Linked DNA regions of Homo sapiens: region 1 is linked to region 2. Evidence: read pairs that join two places in POLR2A ChIA-PET (ENCODE). Cell type or tissue: CD4-positive, alpha-beta T cell. All regions are shown on one strand. Each heading gives the region's core, and the rest is flanking DNA. Links, peaks and the distances in the headings are about the cores only. Region 1 overlaps SARNP (SAP domain containing ribonucleoprotein). Region 2 overlaps DGKA (diacylglycerol kinase alpha).

Region 1 (8,331 bases), core at 132-8,131, 140 kb before region 2:
TGGGAACATTACTTGAACCCAGAAGGCAGAGGCTGCAGTGAGCTGAGATCATGTCACTGCACTCCAGCCTGGGTGACAGAGCAAGACCCAGTCTTGAATAACAAACAAAAAAAGTATGTGGAAAAGTATCTTTGAGATTTAGTGGTGGGGAAAGATTTGTTTAAAAGAAAAACAACCCAGAACCAAAAGTAAGAGGTGAAAAATTGAAGATTTTTCAAAACTAAGTACTTCTACTTAAGGATAGCACAAAGAAACTTAAAAGACAAATGACAAGACATTTGTTTTTGTTGAGACAGAGTCTTACTCTGTCGCCCAGATAAAGTGCAATGGCACAATCACAGCTCCCTGCAGCCTCCCCCTCCTGGGCTCAAGGGATCCTCCTGCCTTAGCCTCCCAAGTAGGTAGGACTACAGGTGCACATCACCACACCCAGCTAATTTTATTATTTTTCTTAGAGATGGGATCTCACTATGCTGCCCAGACTGGTCTCAAACTCCGGGCCTCAAGAGATCATACCACCTTAGCCTCCCAAAGTGCTGAGTTACAGGCATGAACCACCCCGCACAGCCAAAGAAGATATTTGTGCCTAAAATCAACAAAACAATAGTTATTAGAATATAAAAGAAATGCCTGCAAGCCAACAGGCAAATTATGGGAACCTCAACAGAAAAATGGGCAAAGAAGAAACCCAAAGAATTGTGAAATGTTTAAACTTTTTTCATGGAGAACATAAAACAGCCAACAAATTAGCAAAACTTAGGCCACTTGATAGGACAGTGCCAAGTTTAGGTTTGTGAAGATACAAGAACCCTTATGTACTAGTAATGAGACTGCAGATCTACAGAGCAATTCTGGAAAATAATTTGGGAGTCCTTAGTCACATTAAGTATATATTTATGAATATTAATTAGCAATACCATTCTTGGGCATATACCCCAAAAAGACTTTCACAGGAACATAAGAGCATAAAATAAGTAGTTCATAATAATATACTATATACTATTAGTATATAGGATATAGTATACTATATCCTACAGGTTAAGCATCACCAATCTGAAAATTCAAAACCTAAAATGCTCCTAAATCTAAAACTTTCTGAAGGCTGATATGATACAAGTGGAAAACCCCACACCTAACCTCATGCAATGGGTCACAGTCAAAACTTTGTTTCATGTACAAAATTATTTTAAATACTGTATAAAACTACTTTCAGATATGTGGATAAGAAACAAATAAATTTTGTGTTTAGGCTTGGATCTCACCCCCAAGATATCTCATTATATATATACACAAATATTCCAAAATCCGAAAAAACTAAAATCTGAAACACTTCTAGTCCCAAGCATTTCAAATATATAACACTCAACCCATAGTATAATATATACTATATACTATTATATACATATAGTATACTATAAGTAGTATCACTTATAGTAGCAGAGGCTTGGTGGCAATAAAATTTTCTGTCACCGAGTGAATTAAGTAAAATGTGTGGTTATCCATCATTGAATGCTATGCAGGAATTAGAATCAACAGACTAGATAACTACACAGTCACATTCCACATGGACGCATCTTTAAAAAAAAAAAAACACAATACTTAGTGAAAAAAATGAGAAATAAAGCAAGGCTATGGCCAGTTATGTAATTACCAATTATATAAATGAAAACATTCTACAAAACAACACTACATAGTTTACCAGGAAAAACACCAAAAAAATACATTCAAACACATTAGAACGGGTGCCTAAATGGGTTGGGGAGAAAGTGAAATGAGGAATAGAAATAAAAGGGAATACGTAAATAAAAATTAGATAGAGGACTTGTACAACCTAAGATGTAGGTTGTACAAGATGGCTGGGCGCGGTGGCTCACAACTGTAATCCCAGCACTTTGGGAGGCTGAGGCGGGTGGCTCACCTGAGGTCAGGAATTCTAGACCAGCCCAACCAATATGGTGAAACCCCGTCTCTACTAAAAATACAAAAATCAGCCAGGCATGGTGGTGCTCGCCTGTAGTCCCAGCTGCTTGGGAGGCTGAGACAGGAGAATTGGTTGAAGCCGGGAGACAGAGGTTGCAATGAGCTGAAACTGCGTCACTGCACTCCAGCCTGGGCAACAGAGCAAGACTCCATCTCAAAAAAAAAAAAGAGAGAGTTTTCTTGATGCCGTTAATTAAGAGCTTACATTGCTAATGACCTGAAAAAAAAAAAAGAAATCTTTTCAGTGTCAAAGCCTGAAAATCCCCTCACTCACATCACTCCGCCTCCACAAAGTACTCACCATGTTCTTCAAGATATGCCTGGAGTCTGTGGATAAGATCTTGCTTTATTCCCTTGGTCTCCAAACCACGAGCAAGACATTCTTGCTTTAGTTCGGCAAGCTGAGGGGAAAAAAATAAAACTTTTCCTTAGTTAACAGGATGAACACCAGTGAATAAAATGGTAGTTCCCACAAGGAAAAGAAAAAAAGAAAATGAAGTTCCATCCCAAATTACTGCCCTTAATTCTACCAAGGCTCTAGGTCCACAAAGATGATCCATTTTCCTCTAACGATATTCAATATACAAGAGGAACTGCCTAACAGATGCTGAAGAATAAACATCACACTTTAATAAAAAACCTCATCTATTTGTATACCTACTAACTGTCACAAATCTCTAGTTATTTCTAAATATTCTGAGGGGGGAAAAAGGTTTTTTTCTTAAGACTACTGTGGCAGCCAGCATATTGGAAGAATGAACCTTCAAGTAGAAAATCCAATGATCTAAAAGCAGATTCTCCTTACCACTTATTATCCCAGATCCGTTATTACAATCTACCATATACATGCATACAGGTCTAACCACCATAGAATTAGGTAGATGCATTAGCTAATGTGAACAATGAATTGATTAAAGGATCTGTGTCAAAATGGGAAGAAATATCTAATGGCATACCATAGAGTTCTGCTGAAGATTTAACTTATCTAAAGATATAAAAGCTATGTTCATCAATTTTACAGACAATAGGAGGAAGGAGAATTGATGGATTATTGACATAACTAAGCTTAAAAAATGCAACACGGAAACAGAAAAAAAAAAAAACACTTCTTCAGGACTAATAATAAGCCAAAACAAAGACTCAATTTAGTAGGAATAAGGTATACATATAACTTCCTACACTTAGATTCAAAACTTCAGTTATATAAAAACTGGGTAAGGGAGGATTGGCTCAATAGTAACTCAAAGGATAAAGACATCAGAATTTTAGGCAAAGAAGGTTAACAGTATGATTTGCTACCTATAAGTCATAGGTAACTGAAATATAGACTCCATAATAAACGATGTAATGGCCTTACTGGGCTCTATACTCTTATTTTACGAAGCACAACGACATGCTGACCCAGGAGAACAAGCAGGAAAGAAAGGCTCCAGAAATTCTATATGCAGATCAACACACAGATAGATCTTTGGTCTGAAAGATGACCTTTTTTGTTTTGGAGTACAGATCTATGACCAATCAGTAGAAGCTAGAAGGCAGACTCCTATAGACAAAAAATTTTACAACTATGGAGGATGCTCTGCATCTCTACGTTTTTCAGCTAGGAGAACATTTCATAATGAAAAGTGGAGAGTTTTTTAAAACATATCACAATGGCCGGGCGCGGTGGCTCACGCCTGTAATCCCAGCACTTTGGGAGGCCGAGGCGAGTGGATCACAAGGTTAGAAGATCGAGACCATCCTGGCTAACACAGTGAAACCCCGTCTCTACTAAAAATACAAAAATTAGCCAGGCGTGGTGGCAGGCGCCTGTAGTCCCAGCTACTCGGGAGGCTGAGGCAGAAGAATGGCGTGAACCCTGGAGGCGGAACTTGCAGCGAGCTGAGATCGACCACTACACTCCAGCCTGGGCGAAAGTGCGAGACTCCGTCTCAAAAATAAATAAATAAAATAAATAAAACATATTACAACGACTAGCAAAGCATTTAGTGAGTGGGGCGGGCAGGCAGGGATGCTATGAACAGAACTGCCCAACCCAACAAGCTGAAAGCAACCTCTACTGAGGAACATGGTAGGTAATCACCCATTAAAAATTATTTTTAGGCCAGGGACAGTGGCTCACGCCTGTTATCCCAGCACTCTGGGAGGCCAAGGCGGGCAGATCATCTGAGGTCAGGAGTTCAACAGCAGCCTAGCTAACATGGTGAAACCCTGTCTCTACTAAAACTACAAAACTAGACCAGGTGCGGTGGCTCACGCCTGTAATCCCAGCACTTTGGGGGGCCTAGGCAGGCAGATCAACTGAAGTCAGGAGTTCAAGACCAGCCTGGCCAACACGGTGAAACCCTGTCTCTACTAAAAATACAAATATTAGCTGGGCATGGTGGCAGGTGCTTATATTCACCCAGCTATTCAGGAGGCTGAGACAAAAGAATTGCTTAAACCTGGGAGGCGGAGGTTGCAGTGAGCCAAAATCGTGCCATTGCACTCCAGCAGGTGAAAGAGTGAGACTGTCTCAAAAAAATAAATAAAAATAAAAATAAAAATATAAAATACAAAACTAGCCAGGCATGGTGGCACATGCCTGTAATCCCAGCTATTGAGGAGGCTGAGGCAGGAGAACAGCTTGAACCTGGGACGCAGAGGTTGCAGTGAGCCGAGATCACATCATTGCGCTCCAGCCTGGATGCCAAGAACAAAATTCTGTCTCAAAAAAAAAAAAAATTATTTTTAAGGCTTTTGCCAGTTTTAAAAAAAAAAATGACTGCAGAGTGACTGGAGAGCATAGCCTCTGAAGCCAGACTACTTAGGTTTGAATTCCAGTTTTACTACTTGTAACCTTATGTGAATAACTTCACCTCTCTATGCCTCAGTTTCCTTACTTGTGAAATGGGAATGATAACAGTACCTATTTCATAGGGTTGTTATGAAGACTAAATTAAAAAAAATTTTTTTTTTTTTTTTTGAGACGGAGTCTTGCTCTGGTGCCCTGGCTGGAGTACAGTGGCATGATCTCGGCTCACTGCAACCTCTGCGTTCCAGGTTCAAGCAACTGTCCTGCCTCAGCCTCCTGAGTAGCTGGGATTATAGGCATGTGCCACCATGCCTGGCTAATTTTTGTATTTTTACTAGAAGCAGGGTTTTACCATGTTGACTAGGCTGGTCTCAAACTCCTGACCTCAAGTGATCCACCTGCCTTGGTCTCCCAAAGTTCTGGGATTACAGGTGTGAACCATAAATTAAAGGAAAAAAAAAATTTCTTGAGACGGAGTCTCGCTCTATCACCCATGCTGGAGTGCAATGGCACGACCTCAGCTCACTGCAACCTCTGCCTCCCGATTAGCTGGGACTACAGGCGCATGCCACCATGTCCAGCTAATTTTTGTATTTTTAGTAGAGACGGGGTTTCACCATATTGGCCAGGCTGGTCTCGAACTCCTGACCTTGTGATCCACCTGCCTCCGCCTCCCAAAGTGTTGGGATTACAGGCATGAGCCACCGCGCCCGGCCTTAAATCAAGAATTTTATAAAGCATTTAGAACAGTGCTTGACAGCCAAAAAATGCTTTATATTTATTAAGTACTAAATCACTGGTCTCAGATTTGAGAGTTTCACAAATCAATGCATTTTTTATTTTATTTATTTTTAGAGACAGTGGTCTCGCCATGTTGCCCGGGCTGAACTTAAACTCTTGAACTCAAGAAATCCTCCCACCCGAACCTCCAGCTGGGACTACAGGTACACACCACTGTGCCCAGCTCAATGTACTTTTAAATAGGTAGGCTGATAAGGTTGCTTTTTACAATATTCCAATCAGGTCACGGAGCAATACTTTCGCAATAACAATAAAAATCAATTACTACAAAAATGAGCGTAGTGACTTGGATATAGCAGTGACATCAAACTGCTATAAAACTTTCTAAAAGCTTACACTCGGTTTTTGTATTTATCTCACTACTAACCAGGAACAGCTAGTTCATGGACCAGCACCCCAAGGACTGTGAACCACGCCTTAAGTAACATTATAAGTGATCTTTAATGTCCATTTATTAAGTAACAATCTTGATCTTGGTGGCTTATGCTTACAATTCCAGCCCCTTGTGAGGCCAAGGCGGGAGGATTGCCTGAATCCAGAAGTTAGAGACCAGCCTGGGAAACACCATGAGATGCCATCTCTATTAAAAAAAATTTTTGGTCGGGCGTGGTGGCTCACTCCTGTAATCCCAGCACTTTGAGAGGCCGAGGCAGGCGGATCATGAGGTCAGGAGATAGAGACCATCCTGGCTAGCACGGTGAAACCCCGTCTCTACTAAAAATACAAAAAAAAAAAAAAAAAATTAGCCGGGCGCGGTGGCGGGCGCCTGTAGTCCCAGCTCCTCAGGAGGCTGAGGCAGGAGAACGGCGTGAACCCGGGAGGCGGAGCTTGCAGTGAGCCGAGATCGTGCCACTGTACTTCCACCGGGGTGACAGAGCGAGACTTTGTCTCAAAAAAAAAAAAAAAAAAATTTTTTTTAAGAATCTTGATCTTTCTCACACTGATACATTATTTTCTTCCCACTTCCTGGAGAACAAGTCTTTTGATCTTAATTACACTTTAAATTTTTTGTTTGTTATAAAAGTATTATGTTCACTGTAGAATAGTTAGAAAATTCTGAAAAGTTTAGAGGAAAATAAAAGTCGTATGTAATCCCAGCACTTACAGATCACTTAACATTTACATATATCATTTGTAGTGAGGCGTGAGCCACTGTGCCCAGCCTACACACAGCTTTTACATAGTTGTATTACTTCTTTTGTTATATAGTGAGTTCTTCTCATATACTAGGACGTTATTTTAAAAGGAAAATAGACATTATTTTAAAAGGAAAATAGAGGCTGGGCATGGTGGCTCATGCCTGTAGTCCCTGCAAGTTGGAAGGCTGAGGCAGGAGGACAGCTTTGAGCCCCGGAGTTCAAGAACAGCCTGGGCAACAGAGTGAGACCCTGTTCCTACAATTTTTTTTTTTTTGAGATGGAGTTTCACTCTTGCTGCCCAGGCTGGAGTGCAATGGCGTGATCTTGGCTCACCGCAACCTCCACCTCCCGAGTTCAAGCAATTCTGCCTCAGCCTCCCGAGTAGCTGGGATTACACACACGCGCCACCATGCCTGGCTAATTTAGTGTTTTCCCATGTTGGTCAGGCTAGTCTCGAACTCTCGACCTCAGGTGATCCACCCGCCTCGGCCTCCCAAAGTGCTGGGATTACAGACATGAGCCACCACGCCCAGCCAAATTTTTTTTTTAATTAGTCACACAAGGTAGCACACGCCTGTGGTCCCAGCTACTAGGGAAGCTGAGGTGGGAGGAACGCTTGAACCTGGGAGGTCAAGGCTGCTATGAACTGTGATCACACCACTGTACTCCAGCCTGGGCAACACAGCAATACCTGGCCTCAAAAGAATGAATGAATGAGAAACAGATGAATAAAAACATAAAACAGCTGAAAATGATGTAATTTCTTTTTGCACGTATTTCAGCACAATTACATTAGCAGAACTAAAACCTTTTAAAACTTAAAATAGGAACTAACATAAAATCTTATCCCATTTTTCTAAATTGATTTGATTTGATTTGAAATGTTTTGGCTCCAACACTTTGGGAGGCTAGAGGTGGGCAGATCACTTGAGTCCAGGAGTTCGAGACCAGCCTGGACAATATGTTGAAATCCCATCTCTACTAAAAATACAAAAACAGCCAGGCATGGTGGCATGTGCCTGTAGTCCCAGCTACTTGAGGGGCTAAAGCTGGAGGATGGCCTGAGTCCAGGAAGTCGAGGCTGCAGTGAGCCGAGATCATGCCACTGCACTCCAGCCTGGGTAACAAAGGGAGACCCTATCTCAAAACAAACAAAAAATATTTTAACAAGTATACTGAATGAATTGTATGGTACGTGAATTGTATCTCAGTAAGGCTATTGAAAAAAAAAAATTAGCCGAGCATAGTCGCATGTGCCTACAGTCCCAGCTACTCAGGTGGCTGAGATGGAAAGATCACTTGGGTCTGGGAGGCTGAGGCTGCAATGAGCCATGATCATGCCACTGCACTCCAGCCTGGGCAACACAGTAAGACCCTGTCCCAAGAAGAAAATAAACAAAAAAAACCAGCTAGGTAGGCACAGTGATTCACATCTGTCATCCTAGTACTTTGGGAGGTCGACGCAGGAGGATCACTTGAGCCTAGGAGTTCAAGACCAGCCTGGGCAACACAGTGAGACCCTGTCTCTCAAAAAACAAAAAACTAGCCAGGCACACTTGTAGTCCTAGCTACTCGGGAGGCTAAGGCAGGGGCATCACTTGAGTCCAGGAGGTTGAG
Region 2 (8,331 bases), core at 96-8,095:
GATGTCCTAAAGCTCTTCGAGGATGGCGAGATGGCTAAATATGTCCAAGGAGATGTGAGTGGCAGCTGGGAAATCTTCTTCTTGATCAACTCTTCCCATCTTTGTTTTTGATCCCCAACTTCCAGGAATTATTCTGGGCCTGCCCCTCACTATCCCCTCTAGAGATACCCTAGTGTCCATTGTCACTCTGACTATTGCTTTAGGATAAAACAAGGGATTCTATTAACTCAGGACTTAATCAAAGAAACCATACTCCTGCCTCAGATGCTTCTCAGCTCTGCATTTATTATCCCTGTCCCCGCTACTCCCAATTCTTCAGCCCCAGCTCTGACCTTGCAGACTCCCCAGGATAATGCTCACTCTCATTATAGGCCATTGGGTACGAGGGATTCCAGCAATTCCTGAAAATCTATCTCGAAGTGGATAATGTTCCCAGACACCTAAGCCTGGCACTGTTTCAATCCTTTGAGACTGGTCACTGCTTAAATGAGACAAATGTGACAAAAGGTATGGTCAAGCAGGTAGGACTGGGCTAAGCCTCTGGCAGAAAAATCAAACTAGTATGGATTTGGGGTTGAGAATTAACTTGAGTCACACGTTGTGCAGGTTGGGGGAAATTGGTGGAGAATAGTCAGGCTGGTCTAGGAGCTAAAGGGAGGAAAGGTAAAGGGGAAAGGTAAGTCGAGGGCAGTGGCTCACACCTGTAGTCCCAGCACTTTGGGAAGCTGAGGTGGGAGGATTGCTTGAGGCCAGGAGTTCAAGGTGCAGTGAGCAGTAATCATGCCACTGCACTCCAGCCTCAGTGACAGAGCAAGACCCTGTCTCTCAAAAAAATCAGTAAATCTTTTTTTTAAAAAAAGGGAGAGGTGGGACAAACAAAGGATAAAACATGAGCCAAAGTGGAGGGAGCCCTGACTTCTGATCTGCTTTTTTGTAACCAGATGTGGTGTGTCTCAATGATGTTTCCTGCTACTTTTCCCTTCTGGAGGGTGGTCGGCCAGAAGACAAGTTAGAATGTGAGTTGCCCTTCTGAAGTGAGGTGGCAGGGCAGTGAAGGGAGAGAGAGGTGTTTCCCATCCTCCTTTCCCTTATTCCTTCAGGATTCCTAAAGGCTGACAGGTCTAGACAAAGGTGGGGCCAGAGAATGAGCCCATTTCCTGTGTTCTCCCAGACTATTTATACCTAATACCCTTCACCATAGTCACCCCAGTACCCATGTCTTGTGCATTCCCATGTAGGCGGCCTAGGATGTCCTTGGGATATGGATTATGTATTGTCTCCCCTGACACATTCACTGAGGGTAGAGTCCATGCCTGTTTTCCTTTCCTTTTTGTCTCTCTCTCAGTCCCATCCCAGGCTCTAGGCTTCTCACCCAAAAGCTCTCTCCCTGTCTCTTTGTTTCCCCCATATTCTGGTATGAATTCTTTGGGTATCTCTCACAAACTGACCCTGGCCCCCCTAAAACACCCCACAGTCACCTTCAAGCTGTACGACACGGACAGAAATGGGATCCTGGACAGCTCAGTGAGTTGGGGACCCTGTATGCTGGGCAAGGGAATATGTGTTAATTTGTCTGCACCCTCCTGCCCCAACTCTTCCAGGGTCTTAAGAAACAGAAGAGGATGGGGGGAGAGGTTGAGTCCTCTAGGACTAAATTTGAAAGTAAGTCCCAAGCTCTTGACCCCTCAAAGAGAATGCTGGATACATGAATTGGGTCTGCCTTACAAACATACAAACACATTTATTTACTTGGCAGACATACCTGAGAATGAGAGGTGTGAATCTGGGGTGGAACCCAGGAACACTGATTTCTGGAAAAGAGTTTGGATGGTGGTAGTAAAGGGGATATGGCTGTGGCTCTTGCCCTTTTTGCTCCAGGAAGTGGACAAAATTATCCTACAGATGATGCGAGTGGCTGAATACCTGGATTGGGATGTGTCTGAGCTGAGGCCGGTAAGGCAGCTCTTCCTTCATGTCCCTTCTTGTACCTTCTTCCCTGGTGAGTCCTGCATCTGCCTTACTTCATCTCTGACAGGCAACCTGGTTCCCTTGGCTAGGATGGCTGGGCTGGATATCCTAAGAGGCAGTGGAGAGGTGTTGGGTCTGAAGACCCACTCATACTGAAAGTCCCTTTCCACTCTGTGCTCAGATTCTTCAGGAGATGATGAAAGAGATTGACTATGATGGCAGTGGCTCTGTCTCTCAAGCTGAGTGGGTCCGGGCTGGGGCCACCACCGTGCCACTGCTAGTGCTGCTGGGTCTGGAGATGGTGAGTAGGAGAGACTTTGGGGGATGAGTAAGACAGCCTTGGGTTATGCTTGCCCGGATTGGCCCTGTAAGGGCTTTGACACTCCCTAGCATCTACTGTGCCTTCCTAGACTCTGAAGGACGACGGACAGCACATGTGGAGGCCCAAGAGGTTCCCCAGACCAGTCTACTGCAATCTGTGCGAGTCAAGCATTGGTCTTGGCAAACAGGGACTGAGCTGTAACCGTGAGTAATGGGAGCTGGGAGGTAGGGGAAGAGGGTCAGCCCAGCTATCTGTGGGAGCTTGATGCTGTAAACTTAGAAAAGACCTAGGTTTGAATCCTGGGCTCTGCCACTGACTAGTTATGTGACCTTGGGAAAGCCACATCACTTCTTTAAGCCTTAGTTTCCTCAACTGAAAATGAGGTAATTGTGAGCATTAAAAAAGTTGGTGCAAGAAAAGTGCTTCAGATGGTGCATGCACATACTATAAAATGCAATAAAAAATATCTATTATGATTACTGTTGCTGTTAGACCTGGGCCTCCCAAGCATTATCCAGCTCAGTTCCTGCCTGGCACATGGATGGTGTGGGGCAGGCATGCAGTAGCAGCTGATCTTTTAGGAGGAAGAGTAAGGAAAAGGCGTGGGTTTTGGAGGTGGGCACTTCACCCCGAACTTTTATTCTGCTACACCCTCAAGCAAGGGATCACATATCTGATCCTGCCTCACCCTCAGGTAAGAAGGAAATAGGGGGAGAGGCTCAGCTAAGCCTCCCAACTTCTTCCTTCTCCCTCAGTCTGTAAGTACACTGTTCACGACCAGTGTGCCATGAAAGCCCTGCCTTGTGAAGTCAGCACCTATGCCAAGTCTCGGAAGGACATTGGTGTGAGTGATCTCATGCCTCCACCCCCAACATCACCTACATCCTGGCCCTGGCCCTGGCCCTTGGCCCATTGCTGCCCTCAGCCCCTCCCTCCCCTAGGTCCTGCTCAGACCCTGCCAGACAAGGAACTGCCTTTCTCCCCAAGGTCCAATCACATGTGTGGGTGCGAGGAGGCTGTGAGTCCGGGCGCTGCGACCGCTGTCAGAAAAAGATCCGGATCTACCACAGTCTGACCGGGCTGCATTGTGTATGGTGCCACCTAGAGGTCAGTTTGGGAGCCATCCCTTCTGGGTGCGTCTTACCCCGCAGAGCTGCCTTCTCCACGGGCCTCCGGCCACACCTCCTTTACAGGCACAGTTGCCCCTGCTCCCAAGGGCTCTTTCCAGCCCAGACTGCCAGGTTGAGAGGAGACAGGGTTACCTTCGTGATCTCTCTGTGCCCACCTCGTCTTTCAGATCCACGATGACTGCCTGCAAGCGGTGGGCCATGAGTGTGACTGTGGGCTGCTCCGGGATCACATCCTGCCTCCATCTTCCATCTATCCCAGTGTCCTGGTGAGACCCTCGGCAGCAGCGGGGAGGGGACAGGAGTGCCTCCCCGATTTCCCACACGCACAGAGTGGCATTTAGAATAGAGAGCTCATACTTTTAGGATTCAAGTCAGACCCCTCTATTTAGGGATTCATGCACAATACAGCTTTTCTTCCCTCTACTTTCTTCCCCTCCCAGGCCTCTGGACCGGATCGTAAAAATAGCAAAACAAGCCAGAAGACCATGGATGATTTAAATTTGAGCACCTCTGAGGCTCTGCGGGTACAGGGCTGAGAGTCTTGGGCTTCATGATGGGGGCAGGTTTTTCACTGGAGCCCTCATGGGTGGGAATGAAGTGGGAGAGCCTGGTGGGGAGCGGTTGATGCTCACTCTCCAGAAACTCCACCATGGTAGGGGAGGGAAGGGGAGGGAAACAGGAGGGAGGGGGGAAATATCTTGGTGGAATGCTAGCCCTCTGCCCCTGTCTCCTGGGCCCACCTTAACTCTGACAAAATCCTGCTTTCTTTGTCCTTATTTTCTTCCCCCAATGCAGATTGACCCTGTTCCTAACACCCACCCACTTCTCGTCTTTGTCAATCCTAAGAGTGGCGGGAAGCAGGGGCAAAGGTGAGGAGAAATATATTGGGTCTTCTAAGATGAGAGGCAGGGCCTGCCTGCAACACTTAGAAGGTGGAAGGGGATGTGTGTGTCTGGAGGGGCATACCTTGAGGAACACACAAAGAGGGTGAGGTTCAGAAGATCACCCCCAACCCCCGCGCCTGCCATGAACTTTTCTTTTTCCCACACACAGGGTGCTCTGGAAGTTCCAGTATATATTAAACCCTCGACAGGTGTTCAACCTCCTAAAGGATGGTCCTGAGATAGGGTGAGCACAGGTTAGGGACTGTATCACAGTGTTTTCGTGGGTCTGTGTATCTGTATATGTTAGGAGAGTGCAGGAAAGAGTGCAGATTGGGAGAGGAGGGCTAGAGATCCCCAAGAGGCCAGAATTCAGAATATTTCCTTCCCTAGGGTCACTGGGTATCCCATCCTCCGAGCTCTCTGGCCCATCTTTGTCCTGCTCTCAAAGAATGAAGATCCAATTTTTCCCTAACCACTGAGGAGTGGCTATAACTTTCCCCATTGTTCTTTTCTGTGACCTTCATAGAAACTCAAGTCTTTTGACAAAAAGGAGGAGGGTCCTACGGAATGAGAGACAAGAAGCAATCTGCCTGCTCAGGACTTGGGTAGCCTCAGTCCTGTTATCCTTCTTCATATTCTCTCTCCCCTTTGTCTCAGGCTCCGATTATTCAAGGATGTTCCTGATAGCCGGATTTTGGTGTGTGGTGGAGACGGCACAGTAGGCTGGATTCTAGAGACCATTGGTCAGTGCAGGGAGGGGCGTGGGGAAGGTATTGGGGTCGTAGTCTTGCAGAGCTAACTCACTCCATCCTTCTCTTCACCTGCCTCCGCAGACAAAGCTAACTTGCCAGTTTTGCCTCCTGTTGCTGTGTTGCCCCTGGGTACTGGAAATGATCTGGCTCGATGCCTAAGATGGGGAGGAGGTAAGTGGTTAGAAATTGTTTTGCTGTAGGCTGAGAGGAGTTGTGTAGGAAGGGAAAGGCACTTAGAGAAGAAACTAGGCATCTGGTATGGAAAGGATTGGGGAAGAAGAGGGGCACAGACAGGTGGATACAAAAGTGGAATGTCCAAAAAGAAGAGAGCTTTGGAAGAAGCAGGGACCACAATCTGAACCTAGAAGGGTCAAGGGTGATAGTCCCCTTTCCTGTAAATATTTTTATGTTTCTCCCAACCAACTCTTATGGCTCAGAGAATCAAGGAATATGGGGGTGGGGAACAATGTGTGAATAAGGAAGGTTGTATAAGAGCTAAGCCAGATGCTGAATGATGGAGCTAGCAGGTCATGACTCATTCACTCATTCAAACAATTAACCAGGTAGTCATTAATTAATTCACTATGATTTCTTTCAGAGTATTGCAATAGTCTCCTAACTGCTCTCCCATTTCTAATCTCTTATGCCTTTCAAACAGAAGGAGTTTGAGGGATGGTATTGGTAGATAAAGAGGTCAGTGTAGGGCAGATTGTGTTTGAGGAATCTTGGAGTTGAGGTTATTGGGTTCAGGGTCCAGCTCTAAGATCTTGCTGGAGATCTTAGGGAATAGAGATCTGCTAAGGGCAGCGGAAGGCATTCTAGGTGGAGGAAGTAGTGTAAGGCCAGAGGAGCCACCAAACAACATGGTGGTGCATTGGGGGAACTGTAAGTCATTCATCATGATTGGGACATAGGGTGAAAGGTGGAAAATGTGGAGAGGGAAGACTAGTTGAGCAGAGTCCAGATGATGGAGGGTTATGAATACTGTGCCAGGGAGTTTTTAATTTTATCCTGTCAGAGATTGCAAGCTGACAGCCCACAGTAATGATTTTGTGTTGTTTTGTATTAGTTGCCTTGCAGTGTTTTCAATTTCTTTGTACTTGATTATTTCTAAGTGGGACATGTATTCTTCAGTTTATCACAATCCCCTTGGCTCCCTGCTAGTCACTTATTCACTTTCCCTTTCTTTTTTTTTTTTCTTGAGATGGAATCTCGCTCTGTTGCCCATGCTGGAGTGCAGTGGTGCCATCTCAGCTCACTGCAACCTCTGCCTCCCAGGTTCAAGTGATTCTCCTGTCTCAGCCTCCTGAATAGCTGGAAATACAGGTGTGTGCCATCACGCCCTGCTAATTTTTGTATTTTTAGTAGAGACGAGGTTTCACCATGTTAGCCAGGATGGTCTTGAACTCCTGACCTCAAGTGATCTGCCCACCTAGGCTTCCCAAAATGTTGGGATTACAGGTGTAAGCCACCATGCCCAACCCACTTTACCATTCAAGCCACTCAGGTATTTGAGTGTGCAATCCCTGAACTATGAGCAAACTCTTTTTTTTTCTTTTCTCTTTTTTTTTTAACTCAATCAAACAAGCAGCAGTGAGGGGGAACTCGATGTAAGTAAAAGATGTAACTAAAAGAACAAATAGGAAGAAATATCTCTGAGTGCTCATTATAACTTGTTTTATATATAGACATATAACCAATTCTTTGACCAGTTTTCAGATCCTCAACATCTGACTTCTTCATTTATAATATTAGATATTTTGAAATTACATATTTTATGTCTTCCCTGTATTCTGCAAACAAAAATCAAGTTAGCATAAACAAGCAAACAAGTTAGCAGAAAACATTGCAGTTTTCTGCTAACTCAACCTGAATCATGACAATAAGGATATAAATGTAGCACTAATGAAAATGTATGTTGGGCTGGGCACGGTGGCTGATTCCTGTAATCCCAACACTTTGGGAGGCCAAGGTCAGAAGATCGCTTTAAGCCAGGAGCTGGAGACCAGCCTGGACAACAAAGTGAGACCAAGTCTCTACAAAATATTTTTTAAAAAATTAGCTGGGCATGGTGGCACGCACCTGTAGTCCCAACAACTCAGGAGGTGGAGGCTGGAGGATTCCTTGAGCCCAGGAGTTTCAGGCTGCAATGAGCTATGATTGGGCCACTGCACTCAATCCTGGCTGACACAGTGAGATCTCATCTCTAAAAATAAATAAACACACAAATAAATAGCCAGGCATGGTGGCACATGCCTATAGTCCCAGCTGAGGCTGAGGCGGGAGGATTGCTTCAGCTGAAAAGATCGAGGCTGTAGTGAGCCATGATTGCACCACTGCACTCCAGCCTGGGCAACAGTGTGAGACTTTAAATTAAAAAATAAAAAGGAAAACATGTTGACACTGAAAAAATCATAAGGTTCGAAGAGGGGGGATTGAAGGGATTATCACTATGGGAGCTCTGTGGAAGATGGATTGTAGGAAGGAGACAGAATAGGAAATTACCTGTTTGCAGTAGTCCAGACAAGAGATGATGAATACAGAAGCCAAGGCAGCAGCAGTGGAGTTAATGAGGTAGAAGCCACAGCTCTGGATAACTGATAGGTTGTGGAGAAGGAGGTAGAGAAAAGTCTAGGACATTTCCTAGGTTTGTGGATTCAGCAGATGGAGGTGGCATTTATTTATTCATTTATTCATTTATTTATTTTTATTTATTTATCTTTTTGAGACAGAGTCTCATTCTGTTGCCTAGACTGGAGTGCAGTGGCACAATCTCAGCTCACTGCAACTTCTACCTCGCAGGTTCCGGCGATTCTCCTGCCTTACCCTCCCGAGTAGCTGGGATTGCAGGTGTCCACCACCACATCCAGCTAATTTTTGTATTTTAAGTGGAGACGAGATTTCACCATGCTGGCCAGGCTGGTCTCGAGCTCCTGACCTCAGGTGATCCGCCCACCTCTGCCTCCCAAAGTGCTGGGATTATATGCGTGAGCCACCGTGCCCAACCTTGGGGTGGCATTTATTAAGACAGGGAATATAGGAGGAAGACCAGTTTAAGGAAGAAAAATTCAGTTTGGGGCAGGTGGAGATGTTGTGGTGGGTGGTTAGAAATACATGTCAGGAATTTAGGAGAGAAGTCAAATATTTTAGGAGATACATGTTTGAGAGTCATCTGCTCCTAGGTGGTAATTGACATTCTGAAAGTAGCTGAGATTACCCAGAGAAAGAGGTAAGAGAAGGTGAACAAAGACAGCAAGATCCTGGTAAACACCCTA

The links. ChIA-PET counts read pairs that join two places held together with the same protein. Peaks named below come from ENCODE experiments on the same cell type or tissue, not always from the same donor. Only the 100,000 strongest peaks of a DNase experiment are listed, where the experiment ranks them.
Region 1: POLR2A ChIA-PET joins it to region 2 with 5 read pairs; 27 of 35 experiments call an interaction of 5 or more read pairs at or near these places.

Annotation. Positions count from the first base shown.
Region 1 is chr12:55,801,348-55,809,678 of GRCh38, forward strand. SARNP (SAP domain containing ribonucleoprotein) reads right to left here. Exons shown (of 11, transcript NM_033082.4): 2 at 2,282-2,381. Among named protein-coding and RNA genes, the nearest start is that of SARNP, 12 kb to the right of the region's middle. In CD4-positive, alpha-beta T cell, for the core only: no CTCF peak of the experiment used is centred there; no DNase peak of the experiment used is centred there.
Region 2 is chr12:55,937,037-55,945,367 of GRCh38, forward strand. DGKA (diacylglycerol kinase alpha) reads left to right here. Exons shown (of 24, transcript NM_001345.5): 3 at 1-54; 4 at 372-507; 5 at 942-1,016; 6 at 1,475-1,524; 7 at 1,879-1,953; 8 at 2,150-2,269; 9 at 2,379-2,493; 10 at 3,046-3,134; 11 at 3,278-3,397; 12 at 3,588-3,686; 13 at 3,861-3,944; 14 at 4,216-4,289; 15 at 4,474-4,548; 16 at 4,962-5,047; 1 more. Among named protein-coding and RNA genes, the nearest start is that of DGKA, 10 kb to the left of the region's middle. RefSeq lists enhancers at 2,904-3,404, 3,405-3,905, 3,525-3,614. In CD4-positive, alpha-beta T cell, for the core only: CTCF peaks have their summits at 3,400 (motif pointing left) and 3,606; a DNase peak (open chromatin) is centred at 3,395; H3K27ac peaks cover 3,587 bases.